Linked DNA regions of Homo sapiens: region 2 is linked to region 1. Evidence: read pairs that join two places in POLR2A ChIA-PET (ENCODE). Cell type or tissue: endothelial cell of umbilical vein. All regions are shown on one strand. Each heading gives the region's core, and the rest is flanking DNA. Links, peaks and the distances in the headings are about the cores only.

Region 1 (7,175 bases), core at 1,877-5,876:
GCTAGTGACCTGTTCTCACTGTTTGGAAACGCACATGGTCTACTTTAACACAAGCTTATCCCAGAATTTCATTCCTAGCCACTAGAGTCCTGTTTCTTCTTCTTCTTCTTCTTCTTCTTCTTCTTCTTCTTATTATTATTATTATTATTATTATTATTATTACTATTTTGACGGAGTCTTGCTCTGTCACCAGGCTGGAGTACAGTGGCGCAATCTCGGCTCACTGCAACCTCTGCCTCCCGGGTTCAAGTGATTCTCCTACCTCAGCCTCCCAAGAAGCTGGGACTACAGGTGTGCGCCACCATGCCCAGCTAATTTTTGTATTTTTTAGTAGAGATTGGGTTTCACCATGTTGGCCAGGCTGGACTTGAATTCCTGACCTCAGGTAATCCACCCACCTCAGCCTTCCAAAGTGCTGGGATTACAGGCGTGAGCCACTGCCCCGGCCTAGGGTCCTGTTTCTAAACCTATAGAAGGCTTAGGATGAAACTTTCTGCCCCAGGGCAAGCTGGTTAACATTACAACACTTTATCAGAAGTGTCTGTTAGTTTTTTGTTTTTTTGTTTTTAATATCAGACATGTACTTACTTGCTAAAGTTTTGTCAAGATCAGCAATGAAGGCTTCTAGCTCTTTTGTGTCTCCTAATTTAGCTGTGAAACAGGAGAGGGAGAGAGAGAGAGAGAGAGAGTTCAGTTTCCATAACAAAGACAGCTGATGACTCCATATTGAGTTTTCCAGGAAGTTGGAACTTCCAGAGTTATAGAATGGATTATTTCTATTTTACATCTACCTCCTTATCTTCAGAGACTTTTATTGAAGAGTGTCCTGGGCCAACCCTAAGTGTGTGCTCCAGTGTTTTGATACAGTAAACTCAGAAACTGATTCTGAAGACTAGCCTAAGTGTTTCTTTATTTTTTAGTTCATCACCACCCTCTCCAAACATCCCACCCCACTTCTCCCTCACCTAGAAGAGGAATCTTCCTTCACTGTCTTAAATGTTTGCAGGAGAGTGAGGAGCAGGAAGGGAAGATAAAAGGAGTCTGGTTTTTGTATTGTGTAGAATATGAGTTATTAGTCAAAAAATTCAGTAAGCATAGCACTGTGCAGAGCAGACACCTAGATTGTGTCATTCCTGCGGCACTAGCCTTCTGATGCATTCTTGCTTGTGCTGTCCCCCCAGGGCAACGCTGCAGCCCTCAGAGTTCCTCCAATATGAAATGAATGAAGAGTTCACTGTTTCTTATCAAAATGGTACAGGGAAGGTGCCATGAGTCTTCTGGGCCCAGGACAGCCTCATCCCCTCCAGGTGCCCACACAAGGAAACGAGTCCTCATTCTGATTTGGTTCTCTCTAGAGCCTGAGATGTAGAGATTTTTTTCATATAGCTGACTTTATTTTTGTAGAGTTCATCACATCATTCATGCCTTCCCTGAAATGCAGTACTGGACAGTTTTATTAATTAACACCTGCTGGCTACAAATGGCTAATTGTTCTTAGCCTTTTAAGTCAATTTGCCACTAGGGGCTTTTTTTCCCTCTTTAATTCCTACCTCTTGAGGATCAGGTAACAAATCTGAGCACGTTTTAAGCCACTTTTTAGACTGCTCTGTCTCTGAATTCAACTGATTCATTACAGACTGAGGGCTGGATAGTGGCAGAATTCCCAGTGGGTGCTAACGTTGCTATGTTGAGAAGGGAACTTTCAAATGCCTCTTCTGAAAAAAGAGTGAAGTCCTGTCTTATTGCCAAAGTGAAAAGAGTGATGGAATTGTCATTTCTTTTTAACTATGTTCCATTTTTATTGCATTCTGCAACTATTTTCAGCAAGTATAACTTTTCTTAAGAAAAAAAGCTCCTTTTGTTTTCAAAAAGGCACTTGTCCAATGTAACAGAACATTCAACTCTCTAGCTGGAGACATTTTACCAGTTCCAAAAAATAAGAAACTGCTCATGCATCTTTAAAGACATTTTAGGTCTATTAATACCACAGTAGAGACAGGCTGGAGCTGCTATTTTAAATCATGTTAGATCATAGCTTATCTAATAATGACAACCCCATTTAATTGCTAAATTGGTCATCTGAAAGCATTGGTTAAATAATTAATGCAATAAAAAGAATCCCACTATCTGCAAAGGCAAACTGCTGAGTTTTAAATTCTAGAACCAACAAGTCTGGGAGGAGACTCCTAAGAAACACTGTCATTTGCACAGTCTTGATTACATCACATGAGAGAGAACAGTCTAGTCTCCAAATTTTCTTTCTCCCTGTGACTTCAGGTTTTCTGCCCCAAATTATCTGATTTCATGTTCACACTGATTAAAATCCTGAGAAATAAAAAATTCCACTGTATACTCTACAGTATTAAGACATTAGTCTTACCTATTTGTTTTGTACATTTGAGAAAGATTGTTTAGGGATAAAAGGGACAGAGAAGGGATTGAGAAGGAGAGAGGAATAAAAAAGCAAAAAACTCAAATTCCAACTAATGACCTTACCTTTCTGAGGAGTGACAGTGGCAGAGAGAAGAGCTGGGGTAGAGTCTGTTGGAGAATTCAGTTTTTCATCACTGAAGCTGAAGCTGTTCCTATAAAGTGAATCTGCACCTTTCAGGAAGGAAAATATACTCATTAGAAATAGTACTCATGAGATTATAGACTTAGCACTTTATAGTCTATTGATAACCAACAATTTGTCTTCAAAATAAGCCAAAGCTGCAACTCTATAGTAAAGAAAACAGCCAGGCATGGGGTGGCTCACGGCTGTAATCTCAGCACTTTGGGAAGCTGAAGCAGGTGGATCACCAGAGATGAGGAGTTCAAGACCAGCCTGGCCAACATGGTGAAACCCCATCTCTACTAAAAATACAAAAATTAGCCAGGCATAGTGGTGTGTGTCTGTAGCCCCAGCTACTTGGGAGGCTGAGGCAGGAGACTCGCTTGAATCTGGGAGGTGGAGTTTGCAGTGAGCCAAGATCACACCACTGCACTCCAGCCTGGGTGACAGAGTGAGACTCTGTCTCAAAAAAAAAGATTAGAAAACAGGTTGATTTCCAGGTTTTATGTTTATGCCCCCAAAATGATTCGAGACAGGGGAGAGAGGGAGTGTGTGTGTGTGAGAGAGAAAGTGTGTGTGTGTGTTTGTGTGAAAGTGTGTGTGTGTGCATGAGTGTGTGAGTGTGGGTGTGTGTGAGAATATGTGTGTGTGAGAAAGTGTGTGAGTGTATGAGTGTGTGTGAGTGTGTGTGTGAGAAAGTGTGTGAGAGTGTGTGCGTGTGTGAGTGTGGAGTGTGTGTGAGAAAATGAGAGTGTGTGTGTGAGAGCATGTGAGTGTGAGAGTGTGAGTGAGAAGTGAGAGAGTGTGTGTGTGTCAAATCAAGTATACCAAAGGCCCTTGCTTCCCCAATACAGGAAGGGGGTGATAGGATCATCATGACCAGTGCTTGGTTGATGGTGGGAGTGTGGGGGTAAGGATTTTAGGCAAAAGGAATCATCTCAAGTGAAATATGTCCCTTCTGCCCTCTGAGCCTCCTAAAATACAAACATCCAGTATCCCATGACTTAAGCCTCTTTCCCTGCTCAAGAGAGATCTTTGCTCTCTTGCTGTCCTATAATTTAATAATCCTCTCTTTTACTTAAGAGAGGTTTTCCTAAGAGTCTGTACTCTTCAGATAAGCCAGAAGGTCAAAGATAAAGACATCTTCTCCTGGAAGTTCATCTATTAGACACTTGGAGTGACATCATGGCTCCCTCTATTCTCATACCTCCAAAGACTTGAACCACAGCAAGATGAGGCCCCAGAAGTTCAAGGCTGAACTGGGAGTCAAGGGGACCATCCAGTCAACTACTAAGTACTAGGGTGCCTTTGAGCTAGTACATCTCTGGGCCTAGCTTACTTATCAATAGAATGGGAAGGCGGACTAAATAATCCTTAAAGGCACTTCTAGCTCTAAAGTTCTGAGATTCTCTAAGTCCTGCTAAGGGGAAGGAAACCAACGCACGGTTGGCCCAGCTGTGTGGCTGTGACTCAGAAAGGGGCTGCTGGCTGAGCAGCACTGACTCAAAGGGTGCAAAGGCAAGGCAGGCAGCAGAAGCAGGATGTGGCCCCTGAGGTCACGGGGAACAGCCTTCCTGGTTAAAACAAAACACAAAGCCAGCCACAGTTGGAGCAGAGAAGTGGCTCTTCAGGTGTGAGAGGGCAGCTGAATGATGGGGGCCTTACCAGGTCCCCGCCTCCTCGGGATTCTTCCACTTTAAGCCAACTACCTCCAGCTTAGGGGGAGGCAAAAACATCTCTCTTTGGTCCCATTAACTGAAAAGGAATTTGCCTAAGTGACAAGAGATAGGCCCAGTACAAAAAGTATCAGAGTTTTCGGAAGAAGAGGTTTCTAGTCTCAGGGAAATTCAGCTTTGTCCCTAAGAGGCTGCCACAACTTCTCAGGTGCCTCACCTGGCTCCCTTTCCCCCCACCCTCTCCTGCCCAGGGGCCCACCTGCCCCCTGCTCTTTTTCGCTGACACCGCCATCTTGTCCACTTTTCCAAACATGCCCAGAAGACCCTTGAGAGCAACCCTCACAATCTTTGCTTCCTTCAGAGGTCCAGCCCAGCTCACCTGAAATGACCACCATCACTGGGCTTTGAGGATGAACATGGACTGAGATCCAAAATCCTGGACCTGATACCTACACTTCCCCAAAAATACATTCCTCAGAGTGCTGGTCCTCCGAGGGCTGTGTGATCAGGTACACCTGAGAAACACCAAACAGCCTTGCTCATTCCCATGGGTATGCCCACTTCCAACATCCTGAAAAGACTTGCGGTTAAACAAAACCAGCCCCATTTCCCCAGTGTACCTGACCACGGGACACTTCTTTGTGGTGCTCCTGCTACTACTTCTCAGGACCCTTGGACTCCGTGGAACCTTACTTGGGAAGCCCTCCTGCTGGCTCCCTCAACCGAGCCCACCTCCAAAGGTGGGCTCTCCAATTCTCCCAAGGGAAGCCCTTTCCCCTACACACAGGAAGCTGGCCACACCCACTGCAGACCTGCAAGGAAGCCTTACTGTTGTCACCATGCAGTCACCAGGAGAATCGCCACAAATACAGCCTGAGAAACTCATGGGGAGAAGATAAGGCAAAATTTAGGGGCAAGAAAACCACAGAGGGTCCTGAGGAGGCAGGCCTCATGCCTAGACTCTGAGCCAGAAAATACCAGGCCCTTGGCACATTATCCGTGGCTATGAAGGATACCTGAGAGCTTCGCCCCCATCCCTGGGCCCAGAGGCTGGCTGGCCCAGATCGCAGGGACCACACCTCCGCTCTCTATCTCCCACAAGCAGCTGGCCTGGGAGAGCAACTTTCCACACCACTGCTCACTCCACCCACCCGGCATGCACCACAGGCCCTACCCTGACTTTGAACTTCAGCTCTCTTCTGCCCCTACTCTCCAGCAAGTTTCCATCCACGTACACTCCTCTGCAGGGGAGAAAGACACCACAATTTGTTCACCTCACAGGCAAGGAGGCCAAACGCTATTGAATGTTGGAAGAAGGAACAATCTAGATATGGAAAGGCCATTACAAAAGAGGATGTTAGCAGGGGAAAAAAGGAATCCAGCAAAGATTCAGGAAAGACTCAGCATAACTCATGGGGCCTGGAGAGAATCTGTAGAGAATGAGCCGTAGATCCAGAATATTGCCAGGACTGTCCTCTGATCCTTTAGGTTCACAGGCTAAATGCCTTCTTGATGTGAGAATTTTTCCCAAACTGAGAAAATATACAGACAAACTGACAGCCACTCCCACAGTGAGGGAGGAAGAGGAGGAAAAATACTAGTTACAATATCTATTTATATAGAAACACACGCAAACAGAGGCATGGCAGCACAGCTACACTCACTTCCTCCTGCCCGCCCCCGCCCTGCCCACCACACACACACACACACACACACACACACACACAGATACACATTAGCTCACGCCCCAGCTCGTTGCCACACCATGACTTCACTCCCTTTCCGTGAGGTGTACAATCTGGGACAGACCCAACTCCAAGTTTTGAACTGTTCAACCTTCGACCACCAAGAAGAAGCCGACCGCCAGCATCCTTGAGCCAAACCTGCTGCAGCTGAGGCGCACCCTGTGATGATATCTACACATCGTGTATGGCACAGATGAAAAGAGAGCCCTCAAGGCCCCAAAGCTACACCACTGGCGAGTGGGCATCTAGCATCTATGCCACTGTCGAGTGGGTGTCTAGAGGCCACGTGAAAACTGCATGACCCTGTAGAGTCACTCTGTTTCTTCCTTGTTAGAAGAAGAACAATAACCTAGGTGCTCTGTGTATAATGCCTGTGGTTTTAATGATTTAACTCTAAAGTTCCTAGCAAAGTGCAGAATAGCACTCCTGAGAGAGAAAAGGTAATCACAGAGAATAAACAGAATCAAGATCCTCCCTCTTCTTGAGAGAGAGCAGCAACATTCTTAAGAGAACTTTCTCTTCAGTGGCATCCTAGAACAAACCTCCCAAGAACAAACTCTCAACATAGAGGTACCCCAAGCTCTAGACCTCTCTTTACCCTTAACCAATAAAATTTCTTTCCATAGAGTTTTATTAAGAACATACAATGGGCAAAATCTCACGCAAGACAGATTTCAAGGTAGGCAAAGCCGGACATCCTGTTCTTTTCCCTCCCCTGGAACTCTATTCCTTGCAAAAGTAATAGCCAGTTAGTCTGATTAAATGACAGCAATGTGTTGCTGGCTGATCACATATTCATGTATTATTGCCCCGCGTGGGTATCAGGTGCTGCTATTAATAGGGGCTCGAAGGACCTAGAACAGTGATAATTTGGGGAACCCTGGCAGGTGGTAAGGCTGGATATTTGAGGGCCTTACAATATCGGCTTCAATCAGCTCTAAAGCACCATCTCACATGTATCTCAAATTCCCATTAGAAACATCCCTGGCAAGTCTAGTTAGTGTACTGAAGTCAGGAACCTCAAATTCTGGGACCGTGTTTTCTAAGGCACCATCAAAAGAAAGAAAAGCATATGAAATATACAACTAACAGAGTCTGAGAAACACTGCTGCAAAATAGAGGCTTGTTTAAAAGGTAGGTGTGTTTTTTTAGCTAGGGGGGTTGGGAGAAAGGTAATTTAGGGTTAGCGCATGTCAACGT
Region 2 (7,175 bases), core at 1,370-5,369, 180 kb before region 1:
GGTTTATCTAACTCAGAAGCCCGTGTTTGTATGCCTCTTCCCCATGTGGCTTCCCTAGGACCAAAAGATTAGTTTTAATGGAAGTTGTGCCCTTAGAGAAGAAAACAGATGTCTCTGCTTAGTAGAATTTAGACTAAATGCTTATAGGTGCCAGACAGGCAATGTGGATGGGGACACAGGCCAGGAGGGTCTCAGGTGAACAGGAAGTTGTGCCCCATATAGGAAGGCAGTCACTACCTAGCTGTTGCCATGTGAGAATCTGGCCCCAATTTGGCCTTATCCTCCCATTTTCAAGAGAAGACCAAAATCTAGATTTTTAAGTGAAATCTCATTAATTTGAAATTTTAGCAGCAAATTCAGAATGTTTCACACTGGGAGTAATGACAGTACACACATTTGTGGGATGGCAGGACCTGCTGATATCTCTTTTCTCACACCAGGGTGGAGCAGGATTGAGAAATGAAGCCCCATTCTCTTCCAGGCTTTCCTGTGTTGCTAAATTTGCTTACAAGCTCTAGAAGAGTCCCTTAGGTTCCCTAAGCAATTAAAACAGGGACTGGCAAATTGCACCACCTTTTTCTGTAGGCCCACAAACTAAGATTTTTTTGGAAAAAAAACTTTAACAGTTGGAAAAAATCAGTTGATAAAAATAATTATATTTCATGGCATATGAAAATTTTATGAAATTCAAATTTTGGTGTCCATAAAGTTTTATTGAAACACAGCTACACTCATTCATTTATGTATTGTCTGTGTCTGCTTTTGCACTACAAAGGCACAGTTGAGTAGTTGCAACAAAGACCATATGGCCTGTAAAGCCTAAAATATTTACTACGTGGCTTTTTATAGAAAAGTTTGCCAACTCCTGGTTTGGAATACAAAAGCCAAAAAGATGGGCAGTCTACCTCTGCTTTCTACACTATTATATTCTCACTCTAAGATAATTTTTTTAAATGGAATCTCCTGAAATCAGAGGGAAGGAAAGGGGGAAAATAAAGGAGATACTGTCCAAAGCAATTTACAGATACAATGCTATTCCTGTCAAACTACCAATGTCATTTTTCACAAAATTAGGAAAAGCTATTTTACAATTTGTATGGAACCAAAAGAGAGCCTCAATAGTCAAAGCAATCCTCAATCCTTTCCCCATTGCTTTTTTTTTTGTTGGCTTTGTCAAAGATCAGATGGCTGTAGGTGTGTGGCTTTGTTTCTGGCTTCTCTCACATGTTCCATTGGTCTATGTATCTGTTTTTGTACCAGTACCATGTTGTTTTGGTTTCTGTTTATATTTATTACGCATTTTATGAGTGACAAAGCAAAATCCTCTGGTTGTAAGAATGAGAAGAATGAAGCTAAAGCAGTGTCCACACACCCCTTAAATATGCCTTATCAGACCCCACACCTTCACTCACATTGGCCCCTGCCTGGAATGCCCATACACACTCCTGTGTCTCTTCCTTTAAGGCTGCATGCCAATGTCTCCCTAAGCCCTCCTTGGATGCAGCCTGTCTACCCTCAGCAAAACACATCCCTCCCTCCTCGGCATCCCTATGCCTTGATCATGCTGTGATCTCTGACTTTGACATGTGTCAGAAGGGCAAGTTCCCCCAGAGCAGAGTGTATGTCCCACTTAGGCTGGCACCCCCAGCACCCACCTAGGAGCCTGACACCTGGTCAGATTTCAATAAATTCTTGATGAATCAGTAAATCAGTAAATGGATGTACAATTAATTTGGCTATTTAAAGCTTTTACGAGGTCCCTCAGAGGGATGATAAAACTGGAGAATCCTTTGGAGTTTTCCAGGCTGAGCCTTTTGTATCTGTAAATGAGCTCACTCTTCACTAGTGACTATTGCCTAGGTTGGCAAAGAATCAAATAGGGATCAATCCCACCCTGGTTCATGTTTCTACGCTTGTTAGTTTGTGGCTATGGAATAAACACCTCTGAGCCAGGTAGCCAAAACCAAGTTTGATTCCAAGTTCTATCCAGTGATCTTAGGCTATCATTTAACCTCTCTGAAGCTCCATTTCCCCATCTGTAAAATAGAACTGACTATAGCAGCTACCTCACAGGATTGTTGTAAAACCCAAATGAGATAACATGTTCAAGCATTTTGTGAACTGTAAAGTAGTATATAAGTATACAATATTATTATTTATGATAATAAATCTGTACAATAATAGAAAGATTATAGATTTCTCCTATTATCTATTATAGATTAAAGATTATATGGTGAACTAATTTTAAAATTTATAAAGAGCTACCGAATTAACTTTAAAATTTAGAAAACTTGTTGAGTATGTATAATGACCCTTTGAAGGGGAGGGGCTAATACTAGGTTCATAACTTAACGTAAATTACAATGAACAATCCAAGGAATTAGATTATTTCCCGTCCCAGCCAGCTTTGTAAAGGCACAACACGTGTTGCAGTGATCACTTAAATTTGTACCTAACTTGTGCAAGCTACCCCTGGTGGTGGAATGCTGCCCTTCTCAGAGTGAGGCTGAATGTGGGCCTAAAGTATCCAGCATATTTTCTTCCAACTCTGAAATTCTGTGGCTTAGGTCTTGTTACTAGAAGTGAATTCTGTTTCACCATTACCAGATATTATAAAGTTAGAGGTGCATTTCAGTAGAAAAAAATAACATTCTCCCCTCACCCCCCAGCAATAAACCTTTGGAAATGAAAAAACAATCAACTTGTGATGAATACTAACAGTACTAAACAAAAATGATCAATACTCAAAATACTAATGGAAAAATCTACTCTAATCAAAATGATTCACAAAGAAACACGAAGTAAAACTACCTCACCAGAAATACAGATAATATTATTATCTGCCTGACTATAATTCATATATTATTCATCTAATACAGCAAATAAACCTATTTATTCCTTTGCATTTTACTATAGGACATATTCTTGTCATTAAATAATTACTAGTGTTCATTTTACAATTATTAAAACTAGGAGGTTTGTAAAGAGTAAAACTTTAAAGTAGGAAAAGTTAAATATTTATTTTAGCTAACTGATATCTCATAATTCCTTTTGGTTTAAAATATTAATATTCCTTTTTTGTAATCATAATGAAATCTGTTTAAAGAAATCTACTGCCCTATGTTTTTGTTGTTGTTATTGTTGTTGAGACAGAGTGTCCCCCATCACCCAGGCTGGACTGCAGTGGCGCAATCTCAGCTCACTGCAACTCCGCCTCCCGGGTTCAAGTGATTCTCGTGCCTCAGCCTCCCAAGTAGCTGGGATTACAGGCACCCCCCCACCACGCCCAGCTACTTTTTGGATTTTTAGTAGAGACGAGGTTTCACCATGTTGGCCAAGCTGGTATCGAACTCCTGGCCTCATGTGATCCACCCGCCTTGGCCTCCCAAAATGCTGGGATTACAGGCATGAGCCACCGTACTCAGCCCCTATAAGTTTTAAATTCTTAGGCTAAATGGAAACCATTAGCCTAATATTTTAAACTATCTCTTAAAGCATTTCTTTATTCCTGAAGACTCTAAGCATAAATGATGCTGCTTATAATTTATGACATTAATTGCCTTTAGCAGTACCGTGCTTCTATGTGTTATTGTTGCTATTATGAAGGTAATTATAATTGTATGTCTCCTGAGAAGATGAAAAAGTTTTTGTAGGTCTGTATGTAAAGTATTTGAAGAAAAGATTATTTTACGGCCCCGTCAAAAGTAGCTTCAAGCAAGAGCTATTGTTCAGGACCTTTTATAGACATAGATGAAATTCCTTTTGCCATTTGAACAGTGTTTACATTCGGGAAAGTTCACAGTTAAGTCTTTGACATACTGTGAAAGGATCTTTTGTTCTCTACAAAAACATACTTCCTCATCCTTTGAGTCACCTTGTTTTTATTCCCTTGTTTACTTTTCTGGGGAAATAATGCCCACCTCCCAAGTAATGTCAAGGGAAGAACTATTTCAGAAATCTAAGTTGTTCTGTATGAGGAAAGAGGGCTTGGATTTTGGCAGAAAAAAATCAGAAATATTTTTAAAACCTGAACCAGATAAATAATGTAATCTCAAGCTTCCAAAAATTATTTGGGTAGGGTTTTTTCCAATGCTAAAAAAAGGAAATCTTTTTTTATCATCATTATTACCAGTGATCAGATTCAGGAAGTGTGAGACACTTTACTGAGGGGACTACCGACACCGTCCAAAGGCATTTTTCTATTGTGTTAGGAAAGCTCTCCTCTGCTAACTACGTTGATTCTCCAAGACATGCATCATTTAATATTTTCTCCTAGGTGGTGGGTTTTATGATGAGCTTAGGCTTTAGTCAGTCAGACTTGAATTCTTTTTTTTTTTCCTGAGACAAAGTCTCGCTCCTTCGCCCAGGCTAGAGTGCAGTGGTGCGATCTTGGCTCACTGCAACCTCTGCCTCCCGGGTTTAGGCGATTCTCCTGCTTCAGCCTCCTGAGTAGCTGGGATTACAGGCATGCGTCATGATACCAGCTAATTTTTGTATTTTTAGTAGAGAAAGGGTTTCACCATATTGGCCAATCTGGTCTCAAACTCCTGACCTCAAGTGATCCACCCACCTCGGCCTCCCAAAGTGCTAGGATTACAGGCATGAGCCACTGCACCTGGCCCAGACTTGAATTCTTTTAGCGATGTATATTTATCAGTAAATAATGTGACTGATTCTACTCATGGTTTCAAAGCTGATTTTGAAGGGAAAAAACCATTGCTGTTTTGTGTATCAGCATATGCCCAATGCTAGCACAGTGCCCTGAACTTACTGGACACTCAGTAAGCATTTGTCAAATGAATGAAATAAATATATATGCATTCAGAGTGACAATGTCAAATAACAACCTTTTAAAATTCTTTTTATTTTTTTCAAATAAGTCTTTTAAATGAACACATTCTAATGTATTTAAGAAAATCTTATTTGTTTGTAGATATGCTCTGTGTGTTAATGTAACTGTTCATTTATCCTTACCTAATATGCATAAGTGGAAGATTACTTGTAGTTTAGGGATTATATTCAAACCCTTCTTTAGTCACGCTAAACCTGACACATCCAGAAAATGTCTCCCAAAAGCTTCTGATCCTCATTTATATCCTAAGTTTTACCACAGGCAGGCCATCAAAGTCAGTGATCTTCATGTTCTGGGGCATTTCCATTGGAGCTCTTTTTTTCTGTGTAAATGATAAACAGAGATGTACTTTACTGCTACTGTTAGTAAAGCTGTGTGTGTAATATGTGAGGAAAAGGTAAGGTACTGAAGCCTGCCCATCACTGTTAAGTATTCTACATGTATCTCTCCATTTTCTCTTTGTAGCTTCCTATGTGATAGAATGATGATAGTCCCATTTTATAGATGAAGAAACAGATTTTCAAACAGATTACATAGTACACCCAATGTCCTGTGGCCAGTAAGTGACATTTTCAGACGTGAGCCACTAGGGCAAGCATTGAGTCTGCAGATCATGTTCAGGATTGTCTGGTATGATGCAGTTCAGACCATACATAAATACAGTATTTTACTAACCTTCTGAAAGATATGCTAGCCCTTTAATCTAATGTCTTATTTACTGATGTATACAGTGCTTTCTATAAATCTGATATATATTAAAAAGGAAAAATGCTTGCCTTTCAGGCATATTTCTTGCTTTCCTAAACCATGATATGCTTTATAAAACATTGAATTTTGTACTATCAAGAATACATTCATTGTTTATAGCCAGTGTAATGTAGTAAAAAAAAAATCTGATAAACCTGGGTTTTAGAAGGAGATGGACTGAGATTTCAATCCTGGCTCCTCCAATTAATAACTATGTGATAATGAGTATGTTGCTATACATCTCTAAGCCTTAGTTTCCTGTCCTGCAAAGTAGAAATAATACCTAATATGGAGAATTATGAATATCAGAAGTAGTATATTTAAAATGCCTAGACTGTAAACATCAGGGCACCGGCACGTGGTCGTCACTCATCATCATTACTCACTGAATGAATCCATGAATGAATTAATGATTCAGATTAGGTTCCATTGTTCAACCCTACACATAAAAATCAGGAAAATTTGGCCGGGCGTGGTGGCTCACACCTGTAATCCCAGCACTTTGGTAGGCAGAAGTGGGCAGTTCACTTGAGGTCAGGAGTTCTAGACCAGCCTGACCAACATGGGGAAACCCCTTCTCTACTAAAAATACAAAATTAGCTGGGCGTGGTGGCACATGCCTGCAATCCCAGCTACTCGGGAGGCCGAGGCAGAAGAATCGCTTGAACCCAGGAGGTGGAGGTTGTGGTAAGCCTAGATTGTGCCATTGCACTCCAGCCTGGGCAACAAGAGCAAAACTCCGTCTCAAAAAAAAAAAAAAAAAATCAGGAAAATTTGATAAGAATCTTAAGTGAGAAGAAAAATCATATACATTCTCTTCTTTGCCCTCCTGGAAATACCTTTCTTCTTTCAGATGCACTTAGAAAAATAAAAGTAAGTGAAGAAGTCACATCTGATATTATGTGATTTAAAAAAAAAGATTTTTAATTTCACAAGTGAGCAAGTATAGATTGAAGTGCAAATCCTAAATTGGAGCTAGTAGAGAGAGAACTGCCTTTTCCTTGGCACTTCAGCACATTTATTCTCGTTTTTTTAAGGTATCCATTTCTCTCAAGTCTTTCATGGAACAGTCATGATACTGGAAATGTTTTGAGTCGCTCTCATGCCACCTCTTTTGCAACTGACAGCAAACATGTTTTCAGGAGTTCAGAAGTAATCAAGTCCTAATATCAGCTGCCAGAGCCATAAAAAGGGGCCTGCCGCAATCTGGGCAGAACACTGAGTGAGTTAGGAAACATCAGTTTGGTATTTGTAATATTTGTAGCAAAACTGAACTTCCTGAGTGAGGTCATGAATGAACAGCAGATCATGAGTGTTATTATAAGAATTGGACAGAGTGTAGAATTCTCATACAACCCAAACTTCAGAAAATATCCTTGATGAAAATCCGGAGTTATTTTTTCCCAATGCTAATATTAACATGATACATACCTGGCATATCTCTACTGAAAAATGAATGTTTTGTACTAAGCAGTACCTTTTTCACTCTCCTAAAATAATAGTAATGATAGATAATGCATATTGCATTTAGTATGGCCAGGCACTATCTTAAGTAATAATGTGAATTTAACATTTT

What was found. ChIA-PET counts read pairs that join two places held together with the same protein. Peaks named below come from ENCODE experiments on the same cell type or tissue, not always from the same donor. Only the 100,000 strongest peaks of a DNase experiment are listed, where the experiment ranks them.
Region 2: POLR2A ChIA-PET joins it to region 1 with 8 read pairs; 12 of 35 experiments call an interaction of 5 or more read pairs at or near these places.

Annotation. Positions count from the first base shown.
Region 1 is chr13:41,462,252-41,469,426 of GRCh38, reverse strand. It overlaps RGCC (regulator of cell cycle), which reads right to left. Exons shown (of 5, transcript NM_014059.3): 3 at 2,497-2,604; 4 at 589-651. Among named protein-coding and RNA genes, the nearest start is that of RGCC, 8.3 kb to the right of the region's middle. RefSeq lists enhancers at 3,956-4,215, 5,995-6,054 and a silencer at 4,709-4,923. In endothelial cell of umbilical vein, for the core only: no CTCF peak of the experiment used is centred there; a DNase peak (open chromatin) is centred at 4,026; H3K27ac peaks cover 2,747 bases.
Region 2 is chr13:41,645,154-41,652,328 of GRCh38, reverse strand. All of the region lies in intron 37 of VWA8 (von Willebrand factor A domain containing 8), which reads left to right. Among named protein-coding and RNA genes, the nearest start is that of MIR5006, 80 kb to the right of the region's middle. RefSeq lists a cis regulatory region at 3,778-3,789 and an enhancer at 3,711-3,855. In endothelial cell of umbilical vein, for the core only: a CTCF peak has its summit at 2,480 (motif pointing left); DNase peaks (open chromatin) are centred at 2,508 and 3,818; H3K27ac peaks cover 3,582 bases.